Regions from separate parts of the Homo sapiens genome. Here region 2 is linked to region 1. A link is an interaction called in ENCODE POLR2A ChIA-PET data of the cell type or tissue named here. Cell type or tissue: PC-3. All regions are shown on one strand. Links, peaks and the distances in the headings refer to the core of each region. The heading gives the core; the rest is flanking DNA. Region 1 holds the start of FOXO3B (forkhead box O3B). Region 2 overlaps TVP23B (trans-golgi network vesicle protein 23 homolog B).

The links. ChIA-PET counts read pairs that join two places held together with the same protein. Peaks named below come from ENCODE experiments on the same cell type or tissue, not always from the same donor. Only the 100,000 strongest peaks of a DNase experiment are listed, where the experiment ranks them.
Region 2: POLR2A ChIA-PET joins it to region 1 with 14 read pairs; 2 of 35 experiments call an interaction of 5 or more read pairs at or near these places.

What each region holds. Positions count from the first base shown.
Region 1 is chr17:18,672,892-18,688,240 of GRCh38, forward strand. FOXO3B (forkhead box O3B) reads right to left here and starts at 9,423. Exons shown (of 4, transcript NM_001368135.1): 1 at 9,313-9,423; 2 at 8,724-8,955; 3 at 7,850-7,938; 4 at 1-164. The coding sequence starts at 8,760. It also overlaps the pseudogene ZNF286B and the pseudogene UBE2SP2. RefSeq lists an enhancer at 8,913-9,418. In PC-3, for the core only: no CTCF peak of the experiment used is centred there; a DNase peak (open chromatin) is centred at 9,390; H3K4me3 peaks cover 471 bases.
Region 2 is chr17:18,786,076-18,802,300 of GRCh38, forward strand. TVP23B (trans-golgi network vesicle protein 23 homolog B) reads left to right here. Exons shown (of 7, transcript NM_016078.6): 2 at 3,278-3,360; 3 at 4,821-4,965; 4 at 11,504-11,593; 5 at 12,737-12,868. Among named protein-coding and RNA genes, the nearest start is that of TVP23B, 13 kb to the left of the region's middle. In PC-3, for the core only: no CTCF peak of the experiment used is centred there; no DNase peak of the experiment used is centred there.

The sequences.
Region 1 (15,349 bases), core at 6,149-14,148:
GAAAGCGGGGCCGGGGAAGCCGGTGCCTCTGCCATCTTCGCCGCCCGCCCGGCCGCGGCTGGGGTTCTCGCGCTCTCCTCTCGCGCCGGGGCGGGGTGCAGCGGGGGAGGGACGTGGACGCCGCGAAGGCTCCGGCTCCCGGGCGCCGCCGCCGCCGCCGCCGCCTGGGGAAGCACGAGAGAAGAGAGAAGGAGAGTTGGTTATCCCCGGCCGGAGCCCCGTCCTCGGCGAGTCCTCGCCCGCTGCCGCCACCTCCCAGTCTTGCCGCGCCCGCCTCCCAGGAACAGGAGACCATACTTCTTAATAACACTTTTTGTTTAAAGAAAATAATGTTTTTTAATAAAAAAATATACTGTGCTAACACATGACATGTTTATAATTTTTTATTTCTATTTTTCTTTTAAGAGATGGGGTCTCACTTTATTGCTCAGGCTGGTCTCTAACTCCTGGGCTCAATCGACCCACCCACCTTGGCCTCCCAAGGCACTGGGATTACAAGTGTGGACCACCACATCCGGCCAATTATTTTTAAATGAATTAGCTAATAGCTTGAAATTTTTCTGTTTTAACTTGTAGTATAGTAACTATTGGTAGATATAACCTACATAAATGAAACATCTTTAGGGTCTTTAACAATTTTTATAGTTACAGTAGGTCCTCTGATGCCAAAGCATTCAGAACTGCTACACTAGAGCACAGAGATGGAAGAAGAGTAGTTGTGAAATGAGGTTGGGATAATGAGTAAAAGCCAGATTTCACAAGATTTTGTAGACCTCCAGGATTTTGTCTGTTACCGTGAAGGCAGCGAGAAGCCATTCAAATGTTCCAAGCAGAGTGATGACAAGACGAGATTTGATTATGAAAATATCAGTCTCACTACAATGTTGAGAATGAAGTATATGAGGGCAAAGGCGGAATCACAAAGATTATCACAGTAATCCAGGAAAACAAAAAATATATGAAGGAAAATTAACAGTGAAGAAATACTTAGAATATAATTAGGTAAATACAGTGATGGATAAAGGAGAGAGGGGGTGATGTAAAGACTGTGCGTAGATTTCCACCACGTACAATTTGATGACAATAAGTACCATTAAAACAATTACTGGAAAAGGATGTTGTTGGGGAGATGGGAAATTTAGACTTATTTTAGACATTCAGTTTTAAACATGTTGTATTGAAGTATCGTTGACATAAGCAAACAAAGGAATCAAATAGTTAAGATGTTGAGAACAGCCCTGAGGAGAGCTCTAGGATGGAAATACCAATTTGGGACTCATCTTGATAGAAGGTAACTGGTTGTGGGAATGATGAGACTAATGAAGTAGTAAGTAGAGGCTGCAAACAGTTGATCAGTTGGCCAAATCAGACCTTAGACACATTTTCTTTGGGCCACACTTTTTATACAAACTTTTAAAACTAGTTATACACAGTTAAAAATAGGGAGATTATTGCTGGACGCAGTGGCTCACGCCTGTAATCCCAGCACTTTGGGAGGCCAAGGAGGGCGGATCACGAGGTCAGGAGATCGAGATCATCCTGGCTAACACGGTGAAACCCCATCTCTACTAAAAATACAAAAAAATTAGCCGGGTGTGGTGGCGGGCACCTGTAGTCCCAGCTACTCAGGAGGCCGAGGCAGGAGAATGGCGTGAACCCAGGAGGCAGAGCTTGCAGTGAGCCAAGATCGCACCACTGCACTCCAGCCTGGGAAACAAAGCGAGACTCCATCTCAAAAAAAAAAAAAAGGGGGGGGGGAGATTACAGACAAATGCAAATTTAGGGTTTCTCTCTTGAAAAAAACTGGAAGTGTACTGAACGACAACCACCATTTAGAGCAGGGATTGGCAACTACAGCCTGCTGCCTACTTTGCTAAATAAATTTTTACTGGAACATACCCATTCATGTATGCATTTTCTAGGGCTGCTTTCATACTACTGTGGAAGATCGAATGGCTGCAGAGACACCATGTCCCACAAAGCGTAATTATTTACTGTCTAGCCATTTACATAAAAAGCTTGCCAGCCATTGAGCTAGAGCTACTCCTTTCAGTTGAGGCCTGTACTCCTCTGGTTCACCAGTTTCCACTTTGCTTGCTTAACTCAGTGATATTACCTCCTGGCCCATGTAAGTACTCAAGTTTATGACTCCAGGTATACAAAAGGAAGGGAGATTAAAATCAAATTTTGAGTAATTAGAATATTTAATTGTTCAAAAAAGAAGGCTAAGAAGATACACTCAGAGAAGTAAGAAGTAATTCCAAATGGATTAAGAACCTAAAGAAAAAATTAAAGAATACACTAGTAAACAGAGGCAAATATATATGTAACCTTGGATTAATGAAACACATTTTAAGCAGCACTGAAAAGGCAGAAAAAAAAAGATTATAAAAAATTAAACTTGTACATCAAAATGCATAGCAAAACTGAAAGTCAAAAACTACAAAAAATATCTGTAACATAAGAAAAGGTAAAAACCTCATATATAAGGACCTCTTAACAGATCACTATGAAAACTGCAATACCCCAAAAAAGGGAGATGGGTGGTGAGTGGTAAGTCACAGAAACTGATAGGTCTCTGAGGTGAAACAGATATATCCATAATCACAGGGAAAGACTTTTAAACTGTTTCAATATTCAAAAGTATAACTTTTTTAAAAATAATAATATCCAGGAAGGATTTTCTTTATGAGCTATATATAATACTAAGTATAGTAAATAAAACAGTCTGGTATTAGACATAGACAGACAAGTAAACCAGAGAGACAAGAAACAGAACTAAGTATGCTGAGGAACTGGGTTTACCACAGGTAGCATTACAAATCAGTAACATAAAATTATTCCATGAACAATGCTGGACTTATTGGCTTTCAGCACGGAAAAAGACAAAATTAGTTTTCCCATTTCATCATATACAAAAATAAATACCTGTAAAACAAAATTGAACATTTTGGAATAAAATAATCTTTCTGACACTGGGATAAAGTAGATAGACAATTCACAAAAAGCAATATTTAAAAAAAAATTTGTTATTAAAAATGTTTAATTCTATATGCCTAACACACCAGAAAATAAAATAAGCCAAAGATTAGAAGAACCAATTTCTTCTCACTGACTTGCAATGCTACTTCTGTCATAGATTAGTACCTAAAATACATGAAGAACTCCACCAAATCAAGAGAAAAGATATAAACAGCCCAATCTCAAAAAACAGGCAAAGGGTATCAACAGGTAACTCACAAGAAACTTGAATAGCCAAGTAACATGAAATGCTCAAACTTGTATTTATCACTCAGAGAAATGAAAATTTTAAAACATCATTTTGCATCCATCAGATTGACAAAAATTAACAAGTCTGATAACTCAACTGTTGGCAGTTCCTAGTAAAGCTAAACATGTGATGATTTAAGACCTACTAATTCTTCTTCCAGTTATCTCCCTAAACCAGCTCTCAAGATGAACATAAGGAATCAAAAAAAGGATGATCACTGCAACTGCTACTAATGGCAAAAAAATAAACTGTTCAGTTTATTCATACAGTGGACTTATGACTCCACAGTAGTTAAAATGAATAAACATAATTCATATATATTAACATAGATTAATATCAAAATACAATGTGAACTTTAAAAAATCAGACTACATAAGAAAAAGTGTAACAATAAAACATACAGATTGTTTTACATACATATGTATATATCTCTGTGTATACACACACATACACAAACACCGAAATGATTCACACCAATTTCAAGATATAATGGTTACTTCTAGGGGAGAAAGAGAATAAAAGGGTTTCTTTTCTTTGCTTTTTGTTTTTTTTTTTTGAGACACAGTCTCCCTCTGTCGCCCAGGCTGGAGGGCAATGGCATGATCTCGGCTCACTGCAACCTCTGCCTCCTGGGTTCAAGCAATTCTCCTGCCTCAGCCTCCCAAGTAGCTAGGATTACAGGTGCCTGTCACCATGCCCGGCTAATTTTTTTGTATTTGTAGTAGAGACGGGGTTTCACCATGTTGGCCAGGCTGGTCTCAAACTTCTGACCTCAGGTGATCCACCCACCTTGGCCTCCCAAAGTGCTGGGATTACAGGCGTGAGTCACCACACCCAGCTGAGAATAAAAGGGCTTTAACTGAATATGTAATATTTTTATTTCTTAAAAAATAAAAGATATCACACACCTCAAAAGGATGGCTAAAATGAAAACAAGCAATATTAAGTGTTGACAAGCATGTGGAACAACTAGAACGCACATATTCTGCTGCTGGGAATGTAATTGGTACAATGACTCTAGAAACCTCTTTGGCACTATCTACCAACAGTGAGTATGTATCTATCCTCTGATAAAACAAGTCTACTTGTATGTATACAAGGTCTGTTCCGCATGAAACTCCTGCTGGGGAAGGACTTCCCTGCCTCCCCACCCAAGGGCTACTTCCTGACCAAGATCTTCCACCCGAACTTGGGCGCCAATGGCGAGATGTGCGTCAACGTGCTCAAGAGGGACTGGACGGCTGAGCTGGGCATCCGACACGTACTGCTGACCATCAAGTGCCTGCTGATCCACCCTAACCCCGAGTCTGCACTCAACGAGGAGGCGGGCCGCCTGCTCTTGGAGAACTACGAGGAGTATGCGGCTCGGGCCCGTCTGCTCACAGAGATCCACGGGGGCGCCGGCGGGCCCAGCGGCAGGGCCAAAGCCGGGCGGGCCCTGGCCAGTGGCACTGCAGCTTCCTCCACCGACTCTGGGGCCCCAGGGGGCTTGGGAGGGGCTGAGGGTCCCATGGCCAAGAAGCATGCTGGCGAGCGCGATAAGAAGCTGGCGGCCAAGAAAAAGACGGACAAGAAGCGGGCGCTACGGCGGCTGTAGTGGGCTCTCTTCCTCCTTCCACCGTGACCCCAACCTCTCCTGTCCCCTCCCTCCAACTCTGTCTCTAAGTTATTTAAATTATGGCTGGGGTCGGGGAGGGTACAGGGGGCACTGAGACCTGGATTTGTTTTTCTAAATAAAGTTGGAAAAGCAAAAAAAAAAAAAAAAAAAAAGAAAGAAGAGAATTATTCCCTTAAGATAAAATAATATGTAAAAATCACTAAGTAGCCCCTAAGTAGAAAAGACATTATGAGGAAAAATGACCTTTAGCCTAGAATCTGCATATACATAACTAAATCAACATTCAGTGGAGATTAAGTGCCCAAAAATTAGAAGAAAAAGCCAGAACAACAAAAATGCAAACCATTGCACAAACAGCAGGAAAACTACAAAAGAGGAAACAATAAAGCACAGGAAACAGAATTATAAAAATCACATGGCAAGAAAAGTTTGAAACACATGTATTATATGTGAATGAGCAAATTTCCCTTATAAAAAGGTTTTTTTAAAAAGCCACATCCTATATACAGAATAGGCCATCAAAACAAAATATTATTGCTGGGTTGGGTACTGGTGGGTAGATGGAAGGAAATATAGTATACCATATGTCTGAATACAGTAGTGCAAGTACAACAAAAAATGTGAAAAAATATACATAGTAGAGAGAGGCAGGGACTGAATTTGAGGGGGAAGTAGCATTACCTTTACATTTCTGTATGTCTGTGTTGTTCACTTTATTACATTGAAGAACTAAAACTTTTAATATTTTTAAAAATCTAACAAATCAAAGGTAAAAAATAGCCCAGGCAAATTCTAACAAGAAAAAAAGCTCCAATATTGCATTTTAAAAATCTAATAAAATGCAAAAAGAACAAAGAGAGTTTTAAAAATTTTCCATAATAGGTTCAATCACCTTGATGCTGTTAACAGTGTTGAATCTGATATCAAAGTATTGAAATATATATTCACGCTTCTGGTACCAGTGCCCTAATTTTCCCCTAGCTACTATGCCTGGCCACTTTGAATCTGTGTAGCTCAGGTAGTACTGACGCCATCTCTGACTCACGGGTGGGATGTTTGTGCGTGCACGTGAATGTGTGTGTGTGTAGGTATATTCTATAAAGAATTACACTTAAATTTGGCCAATATCTCATCCAGGAATGGGCCTAATACCCCATTAGAGTCAATCCCAGCACTTCTGCAAGAATGACTAGAAGAGAATCTGCCCTTTTTCTCTGGCCTTCAACACAGGAAGATGTAAGCCTAAACTCGTTAGAGGCCAACACTAGGAGAAAAACTTGTTTGGCCATAAAACCCATGGAGAGCAAAGGTCAGTAAAATGAAGAATTAGGTTTTAACATTCTTGTTTGAGCCCTATATGTAGCCAGACCTAGATTTTTCAGTTTGTTAGTCAATAGTTACTTCTTTTCACTTAGACCCATTTGAATTGATTTTATCCGCTGCAACTTAAAGCTTCTTGACTAATAAAGTCTTCAAGACTAATGTAAGACAGTTGAGAAGCCAATGGAGACAGGCAAGTACATAAAGGAAGTGACTTTTACAAACACTATGAATGTGCAGTATCTACTTTTTACACTTTGGATTACAGAAGCAAAGAGAAAGGCTGATTGAGGAATCTCTGGGTTGTGGTATGCCACACACATCATGGAAAGCTCCTTTTTTCCTCCTCAACTTTTTTTTTTTTTTTTTGAGACAGTTTCACTCTCACCCAGGCTGGAGTGCAGTAGCCCTATCTGGGCTCACTGCAACCTCTGCCTCCTGGGTTCAAGTGATTCTCATGCCTCAGTCTACGGAGTGGCTGGGATTACAAGTGCGCGCCACCACGCCCAGCTAATTTTTGTATTTTAAGTAAAGACGAGGTTTCACCATGTTGGTCAGGCTGGTCTTGAACTCCTGACCTCAGGTGATCTGCCCGCCTTAGCCTCTCAAAGTGCTGGGATTACAGGCATGAGCCACCGTGCCCAGCCCTAACTTCTTTTAATAAAAGTTTCAAACATACAAAAGTTGAAAGATGAATGCAATAATCACTGATATAGTACAATCACCGCCTAAATTCAAAAATTCTTTTTTTTTTTTTTGAGACAGAGTTTCCCTCATTGCCCAGGCCGGAATGCAGTGGTGCGATCTCGGCTTACTGCAACCTCCACCTCCTAGGTTCAAGTGATTCTCCTGCCTCAGCCTCCAGACTAGCTGGGACTACAGGTGCGTGCCACCATGCCTGGCTAATTTTTTGTGTTTTTAGTAGAGACGAGGTTTCACCGTGTTAGCCAGGATGGTCTCAATCTCCTGACCTAGTCATCTACCTGCCTTGGCCTCCCAAAGTGCTGGAATTACGGGCATGAGCCACCACGCCCAGCCAAACATTCGTAATATTTGTCATATTTACCTTTTGGGAGAGAGGGGCCAACAATATAAAAGTAAGTTGCAGGCATGATCATACCTTAGCTTTCGTCATCTCAGAGGGCTGGATTCTAACTGTAACTCTTTAAATTACGCCTTCATAGGCTTTCCTTTTCCAGTGTTTCTTTGAACTATGTGAGTATTTATTATTTTTACAATCACTTCAGCATTTAAGTGCTTTCTTAGATTGCCACTTAAAGTCACATACATGCTGTTTCCTCTAGAGAAACAAGTTTTAAGAGGTATGTGCCACATTATATTTAAAATAGTTTCTCACATTACCAAGCACAGAAATGAGCATAGGAGGCTAAGAAAGGGAAATGCTGCTTACCTATCTGTTGAGGGACAATAAACACTAAATAGGGAAGAAATCCATCCAGTGTTATAAGTAGAAAACATTTTCTTCTGAGTCCATTAGTCTCCTGACTAGTCTCTTAGATTTAGAACTCAGCTCTGCAGATGGGCTTTAGTGGATAAAGAAACTCCACATCACAAAGAAGGGAGTGCATCTGTACTCTAAGAAACAAGGTGTAATTCCAATAATCAGCAGACTCACTCACCTGGGATCTGGCCGTGAGGCGCAGAGCAGCCACTTCTCCCTCTTCTGTGCTCTTCTCTTGGAAATGGGGAGAATCCTGGGAAGACAGAACTAACGACAAGAAAGCAGTAATGATGAGACCTAGGCTTAATGTGCCACTCAGATTTAAAGTCTAAAAACCGCTTCAACATACTATATGTGCTGCCTACAAACACTGAGACTGAAGGTACCCCCAAAACAACCGACCTCCTCCCAGGACCCTCTTCCCGGGATATGCGGGAATATTGCTACTCTGGGCTCGAATTCAGTTGCTATAATCATAACACATTCTGTAAGATGGCATCCTCTGATCTAGAAATTAGAATATGTCAGTAAATTTCCCAGCTTAATCTATACTCGTTGGTTCTCACTCTGAAAGCTTATTTATAATGTAGATTGCTGGACCCCACCTCAAAGTAATAAGCATTAGTTGAGCCTGGGGTACAATCCAGAAATCTAACAACCACCCCAGGGGGAATTCTGGTGTAGGAGGTCACAGCACAACCTTCACGAAACTGGTCAGGTAGAATGGAAGTCAGTCATTAACTACTACGCCTGTTTTCTCCTATGTAAAACAAAACATTTTTGACAACCAAAGAGGTGAATTCTTGCCATAGAAGTTAACATTTCACTCACATTTTGGGGGTAGCTTTGAAGGGTCCACTGTGTGCCCAGCTGCCATGGAAAGGGCGGTGCTCCCATACCAAGCTCTTCAGTCTCACTTAAAAAGCCCATCCATCCCCAAGACAATGGAGACAGCCAGCCAAGAGCCACCTCCCCTGAGCCAACCGTTTTCCCTTCAGGAGCAGGAATTTCGTCCTTCCACGCTACAAGTTCAACACGTCCGCAATTCTCACCTCCTTTCTCAGGCATTTCAGCCAAATCTGTCTCCATGATCACCACCTCCTCCTTGTTCTGGAGATTCTGCTCTTCACCCCAATTCAGATCTCCCTGGCCAGACGAGTTAGAAGCCCCCCGGGCCTCGTGGTCCCACTTCCTGCCTTCCCTCCTGGGCTCTGATGAAAGGCCTGGGTTAGATCGGGTCTCTTTCTCACCGTGGAGTCTGCCTCAGTCCTACGGCGCTGGAGCCTGGAAGCCCGGGGACAGCATCCCTGAGGCTGGGTCCTCAGATGTCTGTCCCTACCGCTTGAAGCTGTCCCTGGGGGAACCGGGCGCCTGGAAGAGGTGACGCTGGGGCATCAGGAGTTTGGACAAATTCTGCCGCGCTCGGGGCACTGGCCCAGGACCCCGCGACCACCCCGCCCGTGGCACAACCGCGTCCCCCGAGGAGAGGATCAGGCCAGAGTGAGAAGGGACAGGGCTCATGGTCTGCCCTCGAGGCCCCTTTAACAAACGCGCACTCTAGCCCCGACTCGGCACAGAACGACCCGGGGAACTACCGCCGAGGCCGAGCCGAGACGAGAGACATCACCACAAGCAACTCACCTCCCATCCCGGGCCTCACAAAGGGGACGAACTTCTTTGGCCAGCTCGGAGTCGCGCATGAGTAAGAAGGAGCGGAGCCAGGCGTGCTGCTCTCATTCCGCCCGGAACTACAATTCCCAGAAGCGCCTTGGCATCGCCAGACTCCGGTTCTCCGCAGGTGGGAGCACCCATGGTGAGGTTGGGAGAATCGGCCGATCGAAGAGCTCCGTCCGTCTCGCGAGAGTATGAGGCAGCATCTCCTGTGTCTAATCCTCAGGGCAAGGGAGGGAGGGAGCAGCGGAGACGCGGACCGGAGTCAGGGTCCGTCCCCGCGCTTTGTCTGCACAAGTTCCTGTGGCACAGTGCTTAGGGCTGCTGAGTTCAACCCAAATTACTCCGGTGTAAGATACGTTAAAATACATAGCTTTTATCCATATTTTGTGCGCCCAGAACTCATCCTTTTGCTTTCAAAACATACGAAGGATGTTTTTAGGAAGAGCAGGTCCCTCTTTGTACACTCAGTCAGATGTTCCTGTATCCACAGACTACTTGTAATCCTAAAATTCATGTATTTAAAACGAGTTGAAAAGATTGAACCTGTTGTAACAAATTTAAGCAATAGGTTCTTTGCAGACATAAGCATTAGTTTAAACGTAGCATAAAAGGTGGTTCTTTCAAGGGAGGGTTATTCAGTCTCTCCAATTCTGTTAGAGGACTAACCCATCCACCTCCAGCTTCGTGTCTAGACTGCCCTCCTTTTCTCAGTGAATGACATTACTGCCCACTCACTCATTTGCACAAACCAGAGCCTGAATATTCTTAACTCTTTGATCTCACCATCTATTTATCACCAAGTCCTATTCATTATATCTTAAATAACTCAATTGTTTCCATCTTTCTCTATTCCCAGTAGCATTACCTTAGTTGGGGCCACCACCATTTCACTAGGATTGCCGTTGCAGCCTGGTAACTGGATTCCCTAACTAAGGTTTTCTCTACCACCAATCTGTTCTCGACACTTTCTGGCTAGTGCTCTTTCTAAAACAAGAATATGCTATTACTTTAGTGCTTCAAACCGTTCAGTGGCTTTTAGAAACTTCAAGGAAAGATGATTTCCAGCTCCCAGAAGGGATTTGTAACTCCCGTTATCTCAGCCACCTGGTAGTTACACCTTTGTGCAATCCCCTCTTGTGTATGGACTGGGACTTGCTTCTAACCAATACAGTGCAATAAAGGTGACATAAAAGTCTAACGTGTGTCTTGCTAGGAGACTCCTCTCTTGCTGGCTTTGATGAAGTGGTGGTGATGTTGGGGAGGCCCATATGACAAGGAACTGAGGATGGCCTCCAGCCAATAGCCTGCAAGAACCGAAGGCCCTTGGTCCCACAACCTGCAAGGAGCTGAACCCTTTGGACAGCTCTGTGTGCTTGGAAGTGAATCATTCTTTGTAGAGCCTTCCCATGAGAACCCTGTCTTGCCTGACATCTTGATAGCTGGCTGCAAAGGACTCACTTAAGCTGTGCTCAGACTCTCACCCATAGAAACTATGAGATAATAAACGTGTGCTATTTTGGACCACTGAGTATGTGGTCATATTGTTATGCAGGAAAATTTAATTCCACTTTCTAACATAAAAGAGGATCTTCTTTGTCAAAATCCAATCTGGGAATTGTCTGGAAGAGGGAAAATTGTTGGATTGAGCAACTATTGAAAAGTTGATTTGAAACCCACAGGAAGACAAATGGCTACAGTTGGTCCTAGGAGGTGTGTGGCCTGTACACGTACTTTTAAAAAGCTATCCTAAGAATGATAAAGGAGGATACAGGAAATATCAAGCAAGAACTTGTCATAAAAATAAAAACAACGAAACTGTGTGTCAAAATATGATGGTTAATACTAGATTGGATAGCAGAATGTGTAAAATTGAAAAGTGAATATCTAGAATATTCTAGTGAAGCTGCAATATCAGGCTAGGGAACTCTACACTTCCAGAAGATATCAGGAAGGGAGAAAAAGTTGAAAAATACGAAAGAAATATTAAGCAGTATGGAGCCTGACTAGACTTTATGAGAATCCAGAAGGAAAGAAAAACAGAGAGGAGGAACTATTTTAAGAAATAATCAAGAATTATGGAAAAATAAAAAATTAAAGACTTCATAGTGAAATTATTCATAGAGAGTCAAACAAAATTATGAAAAGACACCACATATTACGGTGAAATCTAACGAAGAAATTCTAAAGCCTTCCAGAAACAAAACATAGATCACCTACAAAAGAAAACAATCACAATTAAAAAAAATCCTCAGTGTTAAAAACAGTGCCTGGAATAGTACCAGGTAGTGTCAGATCTCCATCAGCCCGGACAGTGGGAACTAACTGGTGCATTCCCCACACTTACCTTCCAGTGGGTTGCTGATGAGAGAACCTGAAAAAACCTAAACCTCGGCCGGGTGCAGTGGCTCACGCCTGTAATCCCAGCACTTTGGGAGGCTGAGGCGGGCGGATCACAAGGTCAGGAGATCGAGACCATCCTGGCTAACATGGTGAAACCCCGTCTCTACTAAAAATACAAAATATTAGCCGGGCGTGGTGGCAGGCGCCTGTAGTCCCAGCTACTCGGAAGGCTGAGGCAGGAGAATGGCGTGAACCCGGGAGGCAGAGCTTGCAGTGAGCTGAGATCGCGCCACTGCACTCCAGCCTGGGGACAGAGTGAGACCCCGTCTCAAAAAAAAAAAAACAAAAAAAAAAACCCTACACCTCTACAGCAGGTCGAATTCATGACCTGAAGCTGAATACTTCCAGCATATTTTTCCCAGTAGATAGGAATAAAGTATCTTTGCAGTGCTCTGTTCCCTCCGTCTCCCCAAACATCTGACACCCTAAAAGCCATCCAGCAGCTATGGAGCCTGAGCGACACGTTGATTTGTGTTGTCACCTGACCAAGCCTAAAGACCTCCAGCTCAGTCCCCGACCTTCATCCCACCCCCCAGATGATAAAATTCAGACCTCTTTCCTGAAAGGCAGAGGTTAAACATTCAGGACTGTTTCTGGCCGAGGACTTCTTCCAATTAAAACCCCCACCGTGGGCTGTCTCCCCTCATTTCATTTTTCTAAAGGGGCAGAGGCCTCTTTTGGAAAATAATAAAATTCAATGTGTGTGATTTACTTTTCTGATCTCTTTGAGAAATACAGGAATATAAAAGTATGTTCTTAATTCCAGAACACTCTTTTTGCATAAATACCTCATTGGGCAGCTTTCTAACTGTGATTTTCCTGAGTCTCCCTTCGTTGGATCTGCCGGAAGACGAGTCAGGGAACCTTTAGTGAGGGTACTTCTTCCTATTTTTCTTCTGTTTTTGGAGGCATACACATTATGCATAACCAAAACAATGGCTCAATTGTGTTTAACTTTGTATTTTGATTGTTGAGAAGAATAAAAGGTATCAACGTGAAAAAAAAAAACAGTGCCTGGCATTTTGTGGCTTCTCAACAAATAATAATTAAATAAATAAATCTGATTTGTCAATAGCAGGACTGGTTACAAGAAGAAAATGTAATATTGATAAATAATATTTGTACATATTTATGGGGTACATGTGATATTTTGATACATGCATAGTACATATAATAATCAAGTCAGGGCATTTGGGATATCCATCACCTTCAACATTTATCATTTCTTTGTGTTGGGGAAATTTGAAATGTTCTTTTCTAGTGATTTTAAAATATACAATATATTGTTGTTAACTGCGTTATTAAAGATTCTTATTCTTTCTATCTAACTGTGTGTTTGTACCTGTTAATCAACCCCTTTTCATCACCCTCCACACCCTTCCCAGCCTCTGGTAATCATCATTCTATTCTCTACCTCCATAAGATGAACTTTGTTGGCTGCCACATGTGACTGAGAACATGCAGTACTTGTCTTTTTATGCCTGGCTTATTTCACTTAACATGATGACCTTCAGTTACATCCATCTTGCTGCAAATGATAGTATTTCATTTTTTATTATGGCCAAATAGTGTTGCATTATGTATATATACCACATTTTCTTTATCCAGTCATCCATTGATGGACACTTAAGTTGCTATTGTGAATATGGCTGCAATAAACATGGAAGTGCAGGTATCCCTGTGATATACTCATTTCCTTTCCTTTGGATAAACACTCAGTCATGGGATTGCTGAATCATATGGTAGTTCTATTTTCAGTTTTTAGGCCGGGTGTGGTGGCTCACGCCTATAATCCCAGCATTTTGGGAGGTTAAGATGGGTGGATCACTTGAGGTCACGAGTTCAAGACCAGCCTGGCCAATATGGTGAAACTCCATCTCTACTAAAAATACAAAAAAGAAAACATTGGCCAGGTGCAGTGGCTCACGTAATCCCAGCACTTTGGGAGGCCGAGGTGGGTGGATCACTTAAGGTCAGGAGTTTAAGATCAGCCTGACCAACGTGGCAAAACCCTGTCTCTACTAAAAATACAAAAATTAGCCAGGCATGGTGGCACATGCCTGTAATCCCAGCTACTCGGGAGGCTGAGGCAGGAGAATTGCTTGAACCCGGGAGGCGGAGGTTGCAGTGAGCCCAGATTGTGCCACTGCACTCCAGCCTGGGTGACAGAGTGAGACTCTGTCTCAAAATAATAATGATAATAAACAAACAAAAAACAGAACAAAAAAAAAACTATCTGGGCATAGTGGCGTGCACCTGTAATCGCAGCTACTCAGGAGGCTGAGGCAGGAGAATCGCTTGAACCTGGGAGGGGGAGGCTGCAGAGAGCCAAGATCATGCCACTGCACTCCAGCCTGGGAGATAGAGCGAGACTCCGTCTCAAAAGAAAAAAAAAGGCTGGGTGTGGTGGCTCACGCCTGTAATCCCAGCACTTTGGGAGGCTGAGGTAGGCGGATTACCTGAGGTCAGGAGTTTGAGACCAGCCTGGCCAACATGGTGAAACCCCATCTCTACTAAAAATACAAAAATTAGCCGGGCATGGTAGCACACACCTGTAATCCCAGCTACTCAGGAGGCTGAGGCAGGAGAATTGCTTGAGCCCAGGAGGCGGAGGTTGCAGTGAGCTGAGATCATGCCACTGCACTCCATCCTGGCCAACAGAGTGAGACTCTGTCTCAAAAAAAAAAAAAAAGAAAAGAAAAGAAAGAAAAAATAGTTTTGCTGTATATAGTACCCTGGGCTGATCAGCATAAAAAAATACACATTCACAACCATAAAAAATGGATGGGAGGTGGGGAAGAAACATAGGTGTGGGTTTTAATAAATTAGGTACAAGCACCAGGAGAATAAAAATAGGATGTAAAATATTCAAAGTGACTGGCCGGTGCATGGCTCACGCCTGTAATCCCAGCACTTTGGGAGGCCAAGGCAGGTGTATCACCTGAGGTTGGGAGTTTGAGACCAGCCTGACCAACATGCAGAAACCCCGTCTCTACTAAAAATGCAAAACTAGCCAGGCATGGTGTTGCATGCCTGTAATCCCAGCTACTTGGAAGGCTGAGACAGGAGAATCACTTGAACCTGGGAGGCAGAGGTTGCAGTGAGCCGAGATCGCGCCGTTGCACTCCGGCCTGGGCAACAAGAGCAAAACTCCATCTCAGAAAAAAAAAAAAAAAAAAAGAAAAGAAGTGATTATTCCATGGAAACTGAGAGAAGAGGAATAGAAGAAACAGAAAGTATGGAAAAGAGAAAACACAACCCTGTGTCAAAAAAAGAAAAGAAAACACAAAATAAGACCTATTATATAATTTATCACGATAAATGTAAATGGGTCAAACTTATCTATCAAAAGGCTGAGAATCTCCATTTGGATTAAAAACTAGTAAGTAGGGCCAGACACGGTGGCTCACGCCTGTAACCCCAGCACTTTGGGAGGCCGAGGAGGGTGGATCACAAGATCAAGAGATCAAGACCATCCTGGCCAACATAGTGAAACCCTGTCTCTACTAAAAATACAAAAATTAGCCAGGCATGGTGGTGGGCGCCTGTAGTCCCCAGCTACTCAGGAAGCTGAGGCAGGAGAATCACTTGAACCTGGGAGGTG
Region 2 (16,225 bases), core at 3,457-11,456, 110 kb after region 1:
TCAAATCTCTGTCTCTCATCTCTACTTTGCTTGTTTCATCACCTTCTCTCACTGACCCTCCTTTGTTTCCCTTGTAAGGACCATTGTGATCACGTCATCTGACCAGCCTGGGTAATCCAGGATGATCTCTTGACCTCAAGATCCTTAACTTAATCTCATCTGTGAAATTCTTTTTGCCAAGTAAATTTACATATTCACAGGTTCCAGAGATTAGAACCTAAACATTTTTGGGAGGGGTGAGGAGGTATTCAGCCTACCACAGTTAATGAAGAGTGAGTGGCCTGAGATAAGGTCTTAGAGATTGGCAGGGACCAGATCATGATAGGTCATGATAGGGAGTCTGTTTTTCAGTCATAGTGCTGAGAGGTTTCAGTAGGGGAATGATAGGATTTGATGTGAAAAAGTCTCCCTGGCCGCTGGATGGCGATTAGACTGTTGGGATCGAGAGCAGAAGGCCTCAGCTTTTTATTCATAACATCATACGGTGGATCTCAATCTTGCTGTACGTTATGATCACACCTCAAAGCAATTATATCTGAACCACTGAGGGCTGGACCCAAGTATCAGCCTTTTTTTGTTTGTTTGTTTGTTTTTTAAGAAAAAGCATTCTAATTGTAGCCAGGGTTGAGAACCACTAGTCTCATAGATCTGAATCCATTTTACCTTTTCAGCCTTAGCTCAGTAGGAGCTTCTCGCATCCATCACTTACTGCATGAGCTACTTGACCATTTCTTAGACAAACTTCCTGTATTCCCACCTGTGCCTTTCAAAATATACCTAGTCTAGGGAGGCCTACGCGGACTGTCAGGGCCCAGCTGACAAACTCTCCTCCAGAAAGCTTCTCCAGTGCCCTGTAGTAGGAATGATTTGCTTCCTTCCCTGGCTCCCATTTGCACTTAGATTTCTCAGCCCTGATCACAGTCAGCTGTATATTATCGTCTCCTTTGCTTATTTACTCATGCCTTCAACAAATACTGTACCACTTGGCTGAATGCTCTGCTAGACACTAGGATTTACTACAATGCAAAGACAGTCTTGGTTGGGCGTGGTGGCTCACACCTATAATCCCAGCACTATGGGAGGGTGAGGTGGGCGGATCCCTTGAGGTCAGGAGTTTGAAACCAGCCTGGCCAACGTGGTGAGACTCTGTCTCTACTAAAAATACAAAAATTAGCCAGGCTAATTAGCCGAGACACACTCCTGTAATCCCAGTTACTCAGGAGGCTGAGGCACTAGAATCTAGCTTGAACCCAGGAGGTGGAGGTTGCAGTAAGCTGAGACCATACCACTGTACTCCAGCCTGGGCGACAGAGCAAGACTCTGTCTCAAAAAAAAAAAAAAAAACCTTGTCTTCTAGGTCCTCCAGCAGCTTAATCTATATGGAGGTAGGAGCGGGTAGATGTGCAATAAGAATACTCTGAGATGATTGTTCAAATGGAGATTCGTCCAAGTGCTGTGGGAACATGGGGATTTCAGAGACAGGTTTTCAGCTATTTCAGTATTTGAGCTAAAAAACTTGAAGGATGATTTGGTATTTGGTGGTGAGCAGGGCATGAGGAAGGGAAGAGTTTTCTGAGACAACATGTGAAAGGCAGGAGATGGGAGAGAGATTGTAGTGTTCTTAGAGACCATGTAGTAACAGTATTGCTTCAGTGCTCAACAGTGCTCAATGAAGACAGTGTCAGAAGCAAGTAGGGGGCATTAGATTCTGTGATCTTCTATGCTTTATGTGAAGGAGTTAAATTTTATCCTATACTTGTAGGGATGCCATTGAAAAATTTGAGCAGTAGAGTGACATGGTGTGATTTCCATATTGGGAGGATTGCTCTGGGTAATGTAAAGGAGAGGCTGGAATAGAGAGGGATAAAGGCAGGGAGGCTGGTGAGTGCCACTAGGAGAGGAACAGGATCAGGTTTGTTGTAGTTGAGGGGAATTGCAGTGAATTGAGGCGTGAACCACTCTTAGAAGCCTAAGGTTATGGGGCCGGGCATGGTGGCTCACGCCTGTAATCCCAGCAATGGGAGGCCGAGGCGGCTGGATCACAAGGTCATGAAATCTCCTGGTTAACACGGTGAAACCTGTCTCTACAAAAAAAAATACAAAAAATTAGCCAGGCATGGTGGCACGCGCCTGTAGTCCCAGCTACTTGGGAAGGTGAGGCAGGAGAATCACTTGAACCCAGGAGGCAGAGGTTGCAGTGAGTTGAGGCCACGCCACTGCACTCCAGCCTGAGCGACAGAGCAAGACTCCATCTCAAAAAAAAAAAAAAAAAAAGCCTAAGGTTGTAAAAGGAAGCAATGCTTTGGGAAGGTAGAGGATTGAAGGGGAGATTCAGGATCAGGGTTCTTAAAAAAATCTTTTTTTGCCTAATAAGTGGCCTTGAAGAAGTTTATATGCATATGCTGATTAGAAAGATTCAATAGAGGCCGGGCGTGGTGGCTCATGCCTGTAATCCCAGCACTTTGGGAGGCTGAGGCGGACAGATCACCTGAGGTCAGGAGTTCAAGACCAGCCTGGCCAACATGGTGAAACCCCGTCTCAACTAAAAATACGAAAATTAGCTGGGTGTGGTGGCACACGCCTGTAATCCCAACAACTTGGAAGGCTGAAGCAGGAGAATCGTTTGAACCCGGGAGGCGGAGGTTGCAGTGAGCCAAGATCGTGCCATTGCAGTCCAGCCTGGGTGATGAGCAAAACTCCATTTCAACAACAACAAAAAAGAAAGATCCAATAGATAGACTTGAAGATAGAAGAAAGTGTAAATACAGGGGAAAATGATGAAACAAATCCCCGAGGAGGCATGAAAAGAAGTTATTCTGAGCACAAATAATTGGTTTAGCCTTGGATAAGAAGAGGAGGAGTTGTGAGAAGGGGTCATGGAACTAAGGATGCAGTCAGATGATTTTGTGAAGGAGCCAGAAACCTTGAGATTATCCCCAGTAGCCTCGGCTTGCTCTGTGACTTGGGAGAGAACAGGTGAGGAGGACAGGTGTTAAGTTGTAGTAGCCTCATCTGCACCCTAGAGTTTTCTCAGATGGTGCAGCCTAGGGGCAGGGATGGAGGAGCTGAGACTTCGATTATTCTCTGGGTTTTTTGCCAGATGATTTGAGGAGGCGGGTGGAGGATCTGCATGTGTCCTTTTCCTAGGTTTTGAATTCCTGATGCTGTAACCACATTATTTTATCTTCTATTTTGATGAGTATGCAGCTTTGCATTGCAGTGGCTGTGTAAACACTGAATTTTGTTTTGCTTCTTGACCATTTATTTTTCCTACCAGGATAGTAATGATGACACTGAAGATGTTTCACTGTTTGATGCGGAAGAGGAGACGACTAATAGACCAAGAAAAGCCAAAATCAGGTAGGAGGAGAGAAGTTGCATGAGCTGTGTTAGTGTCCAGTGCTGTTCTGTATGTATGTCAGTGCTAGCTGATGGGAGTCAAGGCAGAGTTGTTTCAATGTGCTTGTGAATACTGCATGTTGCTAATTTGACGTTTAGTGTACGACAAAGATGACATTTCAGATTTTCTTGTGAATAATTGGCATACTTAATACTGAGTTTTAAAATCAGCAAATCCAATTATTTGAACACCTGTGTTTTTAATTCTGTGCTATTTTCCAAGAATGTACCATTTCTTTATATAGTTTCTATAGATACATTACATTTTGATTTATTGTGCACATTTCAAAATCACATAACATTTCTATTCTAAATTTAATTCTCTCTAAAGAAATTCACTTACTGAAAGCAAATTCTACTTGAACCCTGCTAAAATGCTGTCTTTTACTTTTCTTTCATCTTTCATGCCAGTCACAAAAGACCACATATTGTATGATTTCATTTATATGAAATGTCCAGAATAGGCAAATCTGTAGAGACAGAAGATAGATTAGCTGTTGCTAGAAGCTGAGGGGTTTGAAGGTAAATGGGGAATGACTGCCAGTGGGTACAAAGATTCTGTCTGGGGTAATGAAAAGTTGTAAAATTGGAGTGATGGTTGTACAAATCTGTGAATGTACTAAAAACCATTAGATTGTTTACCTTAAATAAGTAAATTGTATGATATGTGAATTATATCTCAAAAAAGCTATTAAAAAACAAGAAACAGGCTGGGCACGATGGCTCATGCCTGTAATCCCAGCACTTTGGGAGGCCGAGGCAGGTGGATCACGAGGTCAGGAGATTGAGATCATCCTGGCTAACATGGTGAAACCCCATCTCTACTAAAAATACAAAAAATTAGCCGGGCGTGGTGGCAGGCGCCTGTAGTCCCAGCTACTTGGGAGGCTGAGGCAGGACAATGGCGTGAACCCAGGAGGTGAAGTTTGCAGTGAGCCGAGATTGTGCCACCAAACTCCAGCCTGGGCGACGGAGCGAGACTCCGTCTCAAAAAAAAAAAAAAAAGAAAAGAAAGAAAGAAACAAACTACCTGATAACTTTGTCTTAATGTCTGAGTGATTTCTGAGGGCTAAGGAATTCTTTTGGTGTGATTTGAAAATAGGATTCAAATTCTAAGATACAGTTTCCTTATTTCTCCAAGAGAGATAAAATTCTTTATTATCTATTTTGTGAAAGTTTATATTCAATGAGGTGTTAAAGTCATCTGTGCATAGTGTATTTTCTGTAACTACAGGGCCTAGTCAAATAGTGGGGCTTAAGAAAAAGAGAGCTAGGAGGTTTGCTTCATCCTACTAAAGTCACCTCTTTTATTTTGACAAAACTCTTCACAGTTACACGATGGCTAAAACATTTTTCTCTACATTTGCTAGTACCTGTAGTAAAATGTAATTGCATTTCTTTCATTGTGTTTTGGTTTTCAGACATCCAGTAGCATCGTTTTTCCACTTATTCTTTCGAGTCAGTGCAATCATCGTCTATCTTCTCTGTGGGTTGCTCAGCAGCAGCTTTATTACCTGTATGGTGACAATTATCTTGTTGTTGTCGTGTGACTTTTGGGCAGTGAAGGTAATTTTGATTGTTTTTATTTTAAAATTATATTTAATATGAAAATGATGTATAAAAATATGAGTTAGCATTTTGCATTATTGTTAATCTTTTGTTACTTCAAACCTCATCTGTGTTGAAGTGCTAGATATATCAAATTGCATGTAGTTTTTTTTTTTTTTTTTTTTTTTTTCATTTTTTCCCTTTGACAATACAAGATGAGACATGCAGGTTACTGTGCTGCTGATTTTTCTGTGCCATATTCTAACCTACATCAGCTTTAAAGTCAAATAAACAAACAAAAGTGACTAGCAACCATAGACCCTACAATGTTGCTTCTAATCCATACCATGGGTTTTGCTTCAGGCTTACCTGTAGGTGTGTTGTATATAATTTCTAGATAAGGCCCCAGTGTAGTTTGTCCACAAATACCTAAAAAATACCTACCTTTTGAAAAGGCTCCTATGGATGCTTTAAGGCAGTGTTTCTCAACCAGAGACAAGCTTGCCACCCACTGAATATTTGTCAGTGTCCAAAAATGTTTTTGGTTGTCATGACTGGAGGTGGGAGGAGTGTGCTATTGACATCTAGTGGCTAGAGGGCAGGTATGCTGCTAAATATCCTAACACACAGGACGGCCCCTCTGCAACAAAGAACTACCTGACCCAAAATGTCAGTTGTGCCAAGGTTGAGACACCCTGCTGTAGGGGATAGAAAGAAGTGTAAGAAATGGTTTCAAACTCAAGAACAATGATTAGAGAGATGGATGGATGGATAGATAGGTACATAATAAATAGATAAGTAAGCATAATAAAATATTAAATATGGACTCTAGATGATAGATATTTGGGTATTCACTGTAAAATTTAACTGTGTGTGTTCGAAAATATAGTAAAATAGTGGAGAAAAAAATCAAAGGCTGATTTTGGAGTTTCAGAGACACATACTGATTCAAAGACTAGTAAGATGTTACAACCCTATTCACACCCACCAATGTAGCCATTTTTAGATCTTTTAATTCTTTTTTTTTTGAGACGGAGTTTCACTTTTGTTGCCCAGGCTGGAGTGCAATGGCATGATCTTGGCTCACCGCAACCTCTGCCTCCTGGGTTCAGGTGATTCTCCTGCCTCAGACTCCCGAGTAGCTGGGATTACAGGCATGCACCACCACGCCTGGCTAATTTTTTTGTATTTTTAGTACAGACGGGGTTTCTCCATGTTGGTCAGGCTGGTCTCGAACTTCTGACCTCAAGGGATCTGCCCACCTCAGCCTCCCAAAGTGCTGGGATTACAGGCGTGAGCCACTGCGCCTGGCCATCTTTTAATTCTTAAAGATACCTGAAGTGGTTGGCTTGGTGATGGCCAGTTTCCATAGGCCGCATAATGCTGAGAAGGAAGATTTCAAAGGTCTGTTTTCTTTAGGTTTTTCTGTTGTCCAGTCTTCTTTGGCTTGCATTTCTTTGAATTTCTTCTGTTACTTTATGCTCCAAAGTATTTAGTACATACTGCTCACAGTTTTGATACACGTTTCTTTTTGTTGTTCATAAAATTTCTGTTCAGCCAAATAGAACATGCTTTCCAGTCAGTTCTTCCTGGTAATTTCCAAACTCTTAAAATTTTTCTGGGTTTAGAGTTTTAAAAAATGCGATCAAAATAGTTTATTTTCTGATAAGGTTTATTTGTTTATTTTTGTTTTTAAACAAGGGCTTAAAAAATGGCACCCTTTTATCCTTGGCAAAACTACTTATAGATAGCAAAGCAATGGAGATATAAAGCAAAATTAAGAAGTCAAGAATAGGGAAATTATTAAGTGGACTTGGGATAAGCAGGGTTCTGAAACAGTTAAAATAGAGATGTGTCGTAATTGTTATAAATCTCAATGTACTTACTAAAAAAACAAAAAATCAATCTTCATCTAAACCCCTAGGTGTCCAATCTTTTGGTTTCCCTGGGCCACAGTGGAAGAAAGAATTATCTTGGGCCACACATAAAATACACTAACATTAGCTGATGAGCTTAAAAAAAAAATCGCACACAAAAAAATCTCATAATGTTTTAAGAAAGTTTACAAATTTCTCCTGGGCCGCATTCAAAGCTGTCCTGGGCAGCATGAGGCCTGTGGGCAGAGGGTTGGATAGGCTTGCCCTAGGTGATGTTAATGAAGATAAAGAAGAGGTAGAGAAGGGAAAATAATTTAAAGGTATGCTTAAATGCTAAAGCTTATATTGGTTTTTATTTTATTCTTCACTCTGACAAATTGAGTAAAAAAGGTTAAATAATGGTTTTAAAAATTTAATGGCAACTATGGCTGGGCGCGGTGGCTCACACCTATAATCCCAGCACTTTGGGAGGCTGAGGCGGGTGGATCATGAGGTCAGGAGATCGAGACCATCCTGGCTAACATGGTGAAACCCCATCTCTGCTAAAAAAAAAAAAAAAAAAAAAATGAGCCGGGCGTGGTGGCAGGTGCCTGTAGTCCCAGCTATTCAGGAGGCTGAGGCAGGAGGCGGAGCTTGCAGTGAGCCGAGATTGCGCCACTGCACTCTAGCCTGGGCAACAGAGCAAGACTCCATCTCAAAAAAAAAAAAAAAAATAATGGCAACTATTAGTAAAATTTAAAACCAGTCGTGTATCTTCTGCAACATTGGAGAAGATGGAGCAAGTAAAACAGTTCATAGAGCAAAAGAAGGAAAACAAAGCAACTGTCAAGGAAGCTTAAATCAGAAAGTACATGTATAAAGTGATGTAAGTAATAGCAAATTCATTATAATAGGAAATGTAATTTGATTAAACTACCCATTTAAAGACAAGAATACTAAGATTGGTCAGAAATCAAAGTCCAAACAAAAGATCTAACAACATTAATGACATTAGAAAAAATAAAAGAAGGCAAAGATAACATCAGATCAACTCAAACAAAAAGAAACTTGGCATTGTATTATTATCAGATGAGATATGGATCAGAGTAAGAAAGCACTAAGAGGAACAGAAAAAGGTGATTTTATGAATCACAGTGAAGATCATTCACAGAGTAAAATTATATCAAACTATGTATAGTAAAAAAATTGGAAATATTAGAAAATAGAAAAGCATTATGATGAGTTTAACAAACTACTATCTTTAACAAACCAAAGTGCCAAAAAATAAATAAGTTCTGAAGGATCTGAATGAAATAATTGGCAACATCAATTTGATAGCAGTATTTGGGACTTTGTATGACAGAATACTTTCTTGTTAAATGCCTGTGGGGCATTTACAAAAATTGACTAAATATCACTGTGAAGAAAATCAAAATAAAATTGCCCAAAGCACCTACATTTTCTACTCCAATGAAACAGAACTAGAAATTAATAGAAAGTAGTTGTCGAAATTGGAATTCTTTTTAAAAAGCGAACTACTACATATCTTGGGTTTAAAAGGAAGCAAAAACTGTAAATATAGGTTATTTATACCTTAATGGTGATCATTTACAGTTAAACTTTCTGAATATGTCAAAAACTGAATTCAGAGGGAAAATAATAGACTAAAGCCTTTTATTTTAGACAAGAAAGAGGGAAAATAATGGACTACTTGAGTCCAGAAATTTCAAAAACAAGCAATAAGCGTGAGAAATCAGGAAAATAAACTAATAAAGATAAAAGCAGGAAATAAAGAGTTAGAAAATGGGAACACAGAAGAGTTTGAAAGTATTCTGAGAGCATTCTTTGAAAATACCTATAGAAGAGACCTCTGGTTTAGGTCTCCCTTGCCAGCTCTTTTTTTTTTTTTTACTTAGCATCTCTCCCATAGGAATTTTGGTCTCATAAGACTCTTCCTTTTCTTCTCCTGTATTCCCTTCCTAAGGAGTGCCGTTTATGCTTCTGGTTTTAATTGCTGATCTGTAAGCTGTGTTGCCTCCCAGATCTGTATCTCCATTCAGGTTTGTCCTCACAACTCAAGGCCTCTCCATGTGTCTTCTTGACGTTTTTATGTGGCTGTCTTGAAGGCATCTCAAATCTTTTTTTTTTTTTTTTTTTTTTTTTTTGAGACAAAATCTTGCTTTGTCACCCAAGCTGGAATGCAGTGGTGTGATCTCGGCTCACTGCAACCTCTGCCTCCTGGGGTTCAAGCCATTCTCCTGCCTCACCCTCCTAGATAGCTGAGACTACAGGCATGCACCACCATGCCTAGCGAATTTTTGTATTTTTAGTAGAGTCAGGGTTTCACTATGTTAGCCAGGCTGGTCTTGAACCCAAGTGAGCCACCATGCCTGGCCAGGCAACTTATATCTTAACATGTGTAAAATACTACTTGTCATCTTCCACTCCCCAAAAGCTCTTCTTCTTTGAGTGTTCCCTTTCGTGGGGCCTGGAATCACTATTTTTTTACTTGAGCAAACCAGAAATGTATCAGTTGCCTCCTTCCTACTCCATATCCAATTAATGACCAAGTCCCATAAATCCATAGATTGTACTTTCTTCATTAGGGCATCAGTGCCTGCTGCTCTATCTGGAATGCTCTTCTTCCTCCCACATCACCTTCATACAGGGATTCCTAATCTTTTTATGCCATGGGTCCCTTTCATAGACTCATGAATAAGTTTTCACATATATAAAGTACATAAGATTTCAAAGGAAGTCACTTATATTGAAATATAATTTAAAAATATTAGAAAAGTAAATTTCTGATTGAGTTATATGTGTAGTAGTTCCCCCATTATCTGAGGTTTCACTTTCTGCGGTTTCAGTTACTGCTATACACTACACTAAACAGTAAGATACTGTGTGAGGAGAGAGAACTACATTCACATAACTTTTATTAGATTATGTTGTTATAATTGTTCTATTTTTATTTCTTATTAATCTCTTACTGTGCATTATTTATAAATTAAGCATTATCATAGGTATGTACTTACAGGAAAAAATATAGCATATATAAGGTTTGGTATTAACCACAATTTGAGGCATCTGCTGGGGGTCTTGGAATGTATCCCCTGCAGATAAGGGAGGACTACTATACTTTATGAATTTATTAATGGTAAGATCTAGTGGCAGGTCTAATAACTACTTTCAAAGCAGTGGTGAGCGTAAACAATATGTTAAGATAACTGCAGCAAGTATAGTACAAAATGAAAAATGTCTGTGGTTTCTATTGTGTCAGGGTGTTTTTAATTTTACCTATATTCATAGTTTGTTGTCTACATTCATAATTTAATGATATGCTAACTACTTTCAAAGCAGTGGTGAGCATAAATAGTATTTTGAGGCCGTGCGTGGTGGCTTACGCCTGTAATCCCAGCACTTTGGGAGGCCAAGGCGGGTGAATCACTGAGGTTGGGAGTTCGAGACCAGCCTGACCAACATGGAGAAACCCCATCTCTACTAAAAATACAAAATTAGCTGGGCATGATGGCGCATGCCTGTAATCCCTGCTACTTGGGAGGCTGAGGCAGGAGAATCGTTTGAACCCGGGAGGCAGAGGTTGCGGTGAGCTGAGATCGCCCCGTTGCATGCCAGCCTGGGCAACAAGAGCGAAACTCTGTCTCAAAAACAAAAAACAAAACCAAACAAAAAACAAAACTACAATATTTTGAGGTAACTGCAGCAAATATAGTACAAAATAAAAAAATGCCTGTGATTTCTATTGTGTCAGGGTGTTTTTAATTTTACCTACATTCATAGTTTGTTGTCTACATTCATAATTTAAAGATATGCTAAATTTTAGCCAGAGGTTAATGAAAATGAAGGTAACATTTTTTTTTAACCCATCGAGGTTCACAGAACCACTGAATCTATTAGTGGACACCATTAATTAAACATCCATGGTACTGTTGATTCTTATTTATCTTTTATATTTCATTCCAAATGTTGACTCCTCAGAGAGTCATTTTCTGATACCCAGACTAGATCCAATTTCCCTGTTATACTCTTCAAGCATCTCACACTTTTCCCTTGCAGGACTTAACTCAGTTGGTAATGGTACATTTGTGCATTGGTTGTCTGCCTCTCTTCACCTCTTTCCCTGAGGAAGGAGTTGGTATCTGTTAGTCACTGTTGTATTACCAGCACATAGTAGATGCTCAGTAAATATTTGTTGAGTAAATAAAGATTAGGAAAGCTATCAAACTAATTTATTACCTTAGTAAGTAGGAAAAGAGCTTGGTAACTTGAGAGACTGACTGAAGGCCAGTGTCTATAATCATTTTCAGGGATATGTAGTTGTAAAATACATGTAGCTATAGTCAGGATGTAAAGTAGGTCACAGTAACCAAATAGCAAGGGGTTTAGGGAAAATTAGGGAACTGGAGAAAGGGCAAATTGTTCATGAGGGAAAAGAGAAGGTGTAATGTTTATGGGTGGACTTGTTGCTTGCTCTGTCACCTCTACCCCTATTAGTCCTGCCATTACCATTTTACTTAATCACTTAGCCAGGCCTGATACATAGTAGTCTTTGCTAACTGGATATTATGGAGGTAAAGCTGAAGGTTTTTGTTTGTGAAATGTTACACTAAGATAGGAGCTTGTGATAGATCTTTAAATAATGCTTTTAAAATGTGCCTGTTTATATTAATCTTCACCAGAATGTCACAGGTAGACTAATGGTTGGCCTACGTTGGTGGAATCACATTGATGAAGATGGAAAGAGCCATTGGGTGTTTGAATCTAGAAAGGTAAAGTGCCTTTTTTGTTTTAAATAATGTTATCAGCTAAATTATTTGTAGACTATATTTAAATACTGGAAGATGAAGTATTCAGAATTAAAAACACTATACCAAATCACTTGGCATGTCAGCACTAAAGGAGATGGCCTTCTAGAATTTAATGCATTTTTCTGTCTAGTTCAGACCAGAAACAAGCAATATACAGAACAGAATCCTTTGAGGGAAGACACTGGGTCTGAGTTCATACAGTGTGCTAAGCTGCCTGTCAGGGATTGCTGATAAAAGATCTCTGTGTTGCCTTTGTTAGTGTCTCCATAAATCCCTCTATGCTCAGCAGATAACTGCTTTTAACATCTTGTTCTGTCTTTGCTCCTGTGGTCGTCTTTCATTTCTGGGCAGGAAAAAGGAGGAGGAGTGCAGCTGGATAGAATATCTGATCGGAGCACTCTATTCCTAAGCTTCTGCCTTCAGGAGCCCTGGGGATCCTGGTCTGTTTTGGGTTAGCCTGCTACACTATAGTGAATATTCACTTTCCTTGTGGAAATAAGTTTTGGAAGCAGAGGACCAAATTCTTGGCGACAGTACACCAAGGGTATTGACAAGTTATTTTAAGAAAGTGGCACTGTGTTCAATGAGCCTGTATTCTTTTATATTATAGAATCTACCTTGGAAACAACTTACCACCCTTGTAACTTCCTGGGTATTGCTAAGACATTTTGATTATTGTCCAGAATCCCTTGATTCCGTTTTTTTTTTTTCCTCTGGACCCTAATTTGACCTTTTAGTCTCCAGAATGATTATAACTGTGATTTCCTTGATCATTGGTAGGAAAGGTATCATTTAGAGCTTCCTTATGAATAAATAGTACAAGTGCAAGAAGAATTGAATAGAATCCTATCAGAGACCACTCTTTACTGTCATGAGTTGTGGTAAACCATCCATCCTGCCCTGAAAATGCAAAATTCTTGAGTTAATATAGATCAGTTCCTAAAATTACAAGAGTGATAGTCATGTATTTTTGGGTTCTAACTTAGGAGTTGGGCTGTGTGTATTAATATTTGAACTTGTGGGTAATATGTTTTTTATTAAACATGTTGAACTTTTTATTGATAAATTTCACAACATGATAATTGAATTTATGTTCTTTTATAGGAGTCCTCTCAAGAGAATAAAACTGTGTCAGAGGCTGAATCAAGAATCTTTTGGTTGGGACTTATTGCCTGTCCAGTACTGTGGGTGATATTTGCTTTTAGTGCACTCTTCTCCTTCAGAGTAAAGTGGTTGGTGAGTATCAGTGTAGAACTTTCAAATAATCCATTAAGATGTCTGATGGTAATCATAGGAAGCAACAACTACAACTGAGTCCTTATCATTAGGGACCTATCTTGAATAGGCAGCTTCATCATGTAATTCCCAAGTTTTGCTTCCCAACTTTACCTTTCTCTATAATACTGGAGAAGAGATCCTAAAAAACCCCTTCCCACCAGTTTTCTAGATTATTAGTGGTCTTTTCTGGAAATAATGGTTGGTAACCTATTGCTGCCTAACAAATCACTCCAAAACATAGTGGCTTAGAGCAACAACAGCCATTATCTCACAGTTTCTATGGGTCAGGATCTTGGGAAGGGCTCTGCTGGGAGATTCTGGCTTGGGGTCTTGAGTAGTTGTAGTCAGACAGTAGTTGGAATGATGGGGGTTGTGAGCCATCTCCTCTTCATGAGGTCCCATGGCCTCTCCACATGTTTTTCCCTGTGCCTTCGTTTGGGCTTCTTCATGGCATGGTGGCCTCATGGTGGTGGGACTGCTTACGTGGCAGCCCAGTACTTCACTTGTGGGGTGTTCTAGCTCGCAAGCTTTTACAATCTAGCTAAGATGTCATAGCATCGCTTCTGCTGCCCACTCACATTCAAGGAAATGGGAATTAGGCTCTGCTCTTGATAAGGAATAAGAAGGTGCTAGAAGACTTTGTGGAAGAGGAGATATTGTTGCTGCTGTCTTTGGAAAATATAGTTTGTCACTTGACCCAATTTGTGAGTCTTACTCTTTTTTATATCTCATATTATTTTTTCTTATTCTATCTTATATCTGATATGAATAAATATTGTGTGAATTTTCACACAATATTTATTGATATCAGATATATTTTGGCCTTAATTATGTTTTTCCTCCTAATTTGTAGTATTTTCTTAGTCCTATTTTGCGATATAGATTCTTTTTTTCTTTGTGTGTGCTCATACATTCATACTTTCCTTCTTTGGATTTGGAAGCTTATTGGAAGCTTATTGTCTTTTTTCAGTTCTTCTGGTAGTTACCTTTAATTACTTTATATGTTTATATCATTACCCTCTTTCATGAATTAGGAAATTTATTCAGTATTTATGGAGTTCCTGCTCTGGAAAATGGGAAACTTTACGCTAATATGGTTTCTTTAACTTCTCCCTCCTCCTACCTCTAGAGTTTTGCTTATTATAGTCTTATTTTAGTCCTTCTAGTGGTTTTCTTTGTAACATTAATTAATGTACTTAAACCTGTTTATTGACTTAATAGACTCTGTTTAGAAAGGGAAGAAAATAAACACTCATATTCCTTCCTATGAGTTTCCTCCTTTCTCTCTTGTTTGTTCCAATGTTATTTTTGTGTTACCAAGTTTTATAATAGTTATCTTTTGAAAACATATTTCTTACTGGTTGTTTAGTCTTTGATCTGTTTTTTAAAAAAGTCGATTCATTGCCTATCACCAGTCTTACTGCAGCTTCTCCTTTTACTTATTGGTTGGCTACATTTTCTTTTGACTCATGTTTAAACATATGAGCCTATTGACTATTCTTAAATGATGACCTGGCTGGATTAATATTCTTGGGTCACAGTTTGTTTCTTTTTGGAAGATGCTATTCCATCATTTTCTTTCACTGAATATCTTGGAGAAGTCTGAGGCCAGGCTTACTTAACCTTTGTAATCTCTCCTCATAAGGTGTTTTTTTTTTTAGTTCATGTAACCCAGATGTATCTGTATTTATCTTTCCATATCAAGTTTTCTGGAGTCTGTGCCTTTCTGACAGGCAGACCAAAGTTTTGCTTGGAATCAGGAAAATTTTTTCTGTTAAATCTTTGCATTTATTTATGTTCTATGGTTTGACCTTTCATTTTGAAGTACCAGTTACGTTTATGTTGGATCATTTTTATTTGTTCTCATCTACTATTTTCTTGTTGCTTTAATTATTCATCTTTTCCTTATTTATTCAGCAATTTTAAGAGTTCACTCTTATGTCAGAGCTGTCTGGAGACACAGGGGGATAAGTTAGGGGACAGTAAACAAGTTGACTGCTCCAGTAGAGCTTATGTTCTAGTGGAAGGTAGACAAACAGTAAAAAATACAACAGGGGATGTTAGTTAATGATACAAAGTAATGGGGTAGAGAGTGCAGAGGAGAGAACAGTAACTATTTTAAGTGCTCAGCTAAGGCTTCTCTCTGTATTTCCTTAGCTTTGTCAGCTCCGTTTTCATCTCCTGTTATCTCACCCTCATGCTTTTTGAGTTCTTTTCTTTAGGTTTTTCTGTAGGGTGAAATAGTCCGAGGAATGCTTTTATTTTGGTGGGGTTTTTTTCTTTTCGAGTAGATTCTTCACCTATCTTCTGTATACTATGCTTCTTTTTTCTTTTTTCACTATAGTTTTGCATAAATGCACTTCCCTTTTTCCTTATCCATTTTGCTTATCCTTACAGTGACAGTCCTGTCCAGCCCTTCTCTTTCTGCTGGTTTAGTGCGGGTGAATCCCCCTTGACCACCTTCTCCTGATGTCTGAGGCACGTGGCTGCTGCTCTGAGCTGGAGTTGCAGTGCTGGGTTTGGTGGCCTGAAGACACAGGTGTGATGTGCGATGTGGAGAACTTGCCAGGCTCTTGCTCTCTTGGCTGGGCTGCCTGGTTTTGCGTTCTCTTCCTTAGTGGGGCTCTTGTCTGCTGGTTGGCTGTGCACTCTCTTCTGGTTCTTCCCTTCTGCTTTGGATTGTTTGTAAGACCTTAGAGCTTTAGCATCCATCCAAGAGAGTCAGCCCAGTCTTTTTCTAGCAGTGTTTCTACTTCCTTAAAACAAAACAGGGAGAGGTTATGTGAAAGCCAGTTTGATCCTGTGTTAACCTACTTATGCCTAGTGTTCCATTATTGGAACACTAAGCATGTAGGAGTTATTTATATCCTACTGCTCAAGGTCATCACCAAGGTCTGATTTTTCACTCATGCAAAAATTCACAAAATTGCAGCCTACAGCATAAATGGGTTAAGACCTCGGCATGGTGGCTCATGCCTGTAATCCCAGCACTTTGGGAGGGCCAAGGCGGGCGGATCACGAGGTCAGGAGATCGAGACCATCCTGGCTAACATGGTGAAACCCTGTCTCTACTAAAAATACAAAAAATTAGCCGGGTGTGGTGGCAGGCACCTGTAGTCCCAGTTACTCGGGAGGCTGAGGCAGGAGAATGGAGTGAACCCAGGAGGCAGAGTTTGCAGTGAGCCAAGATCGTGCCACCGCACTCCAGCCTGAGCAACAGAGCGAGACTCCATCTCAAAAAATAAATAAATAAAAATAATAAAAATAAATGGGTTAAGACCACAGGACGGGAATGGGCTTCACCCAGTCTCTCCA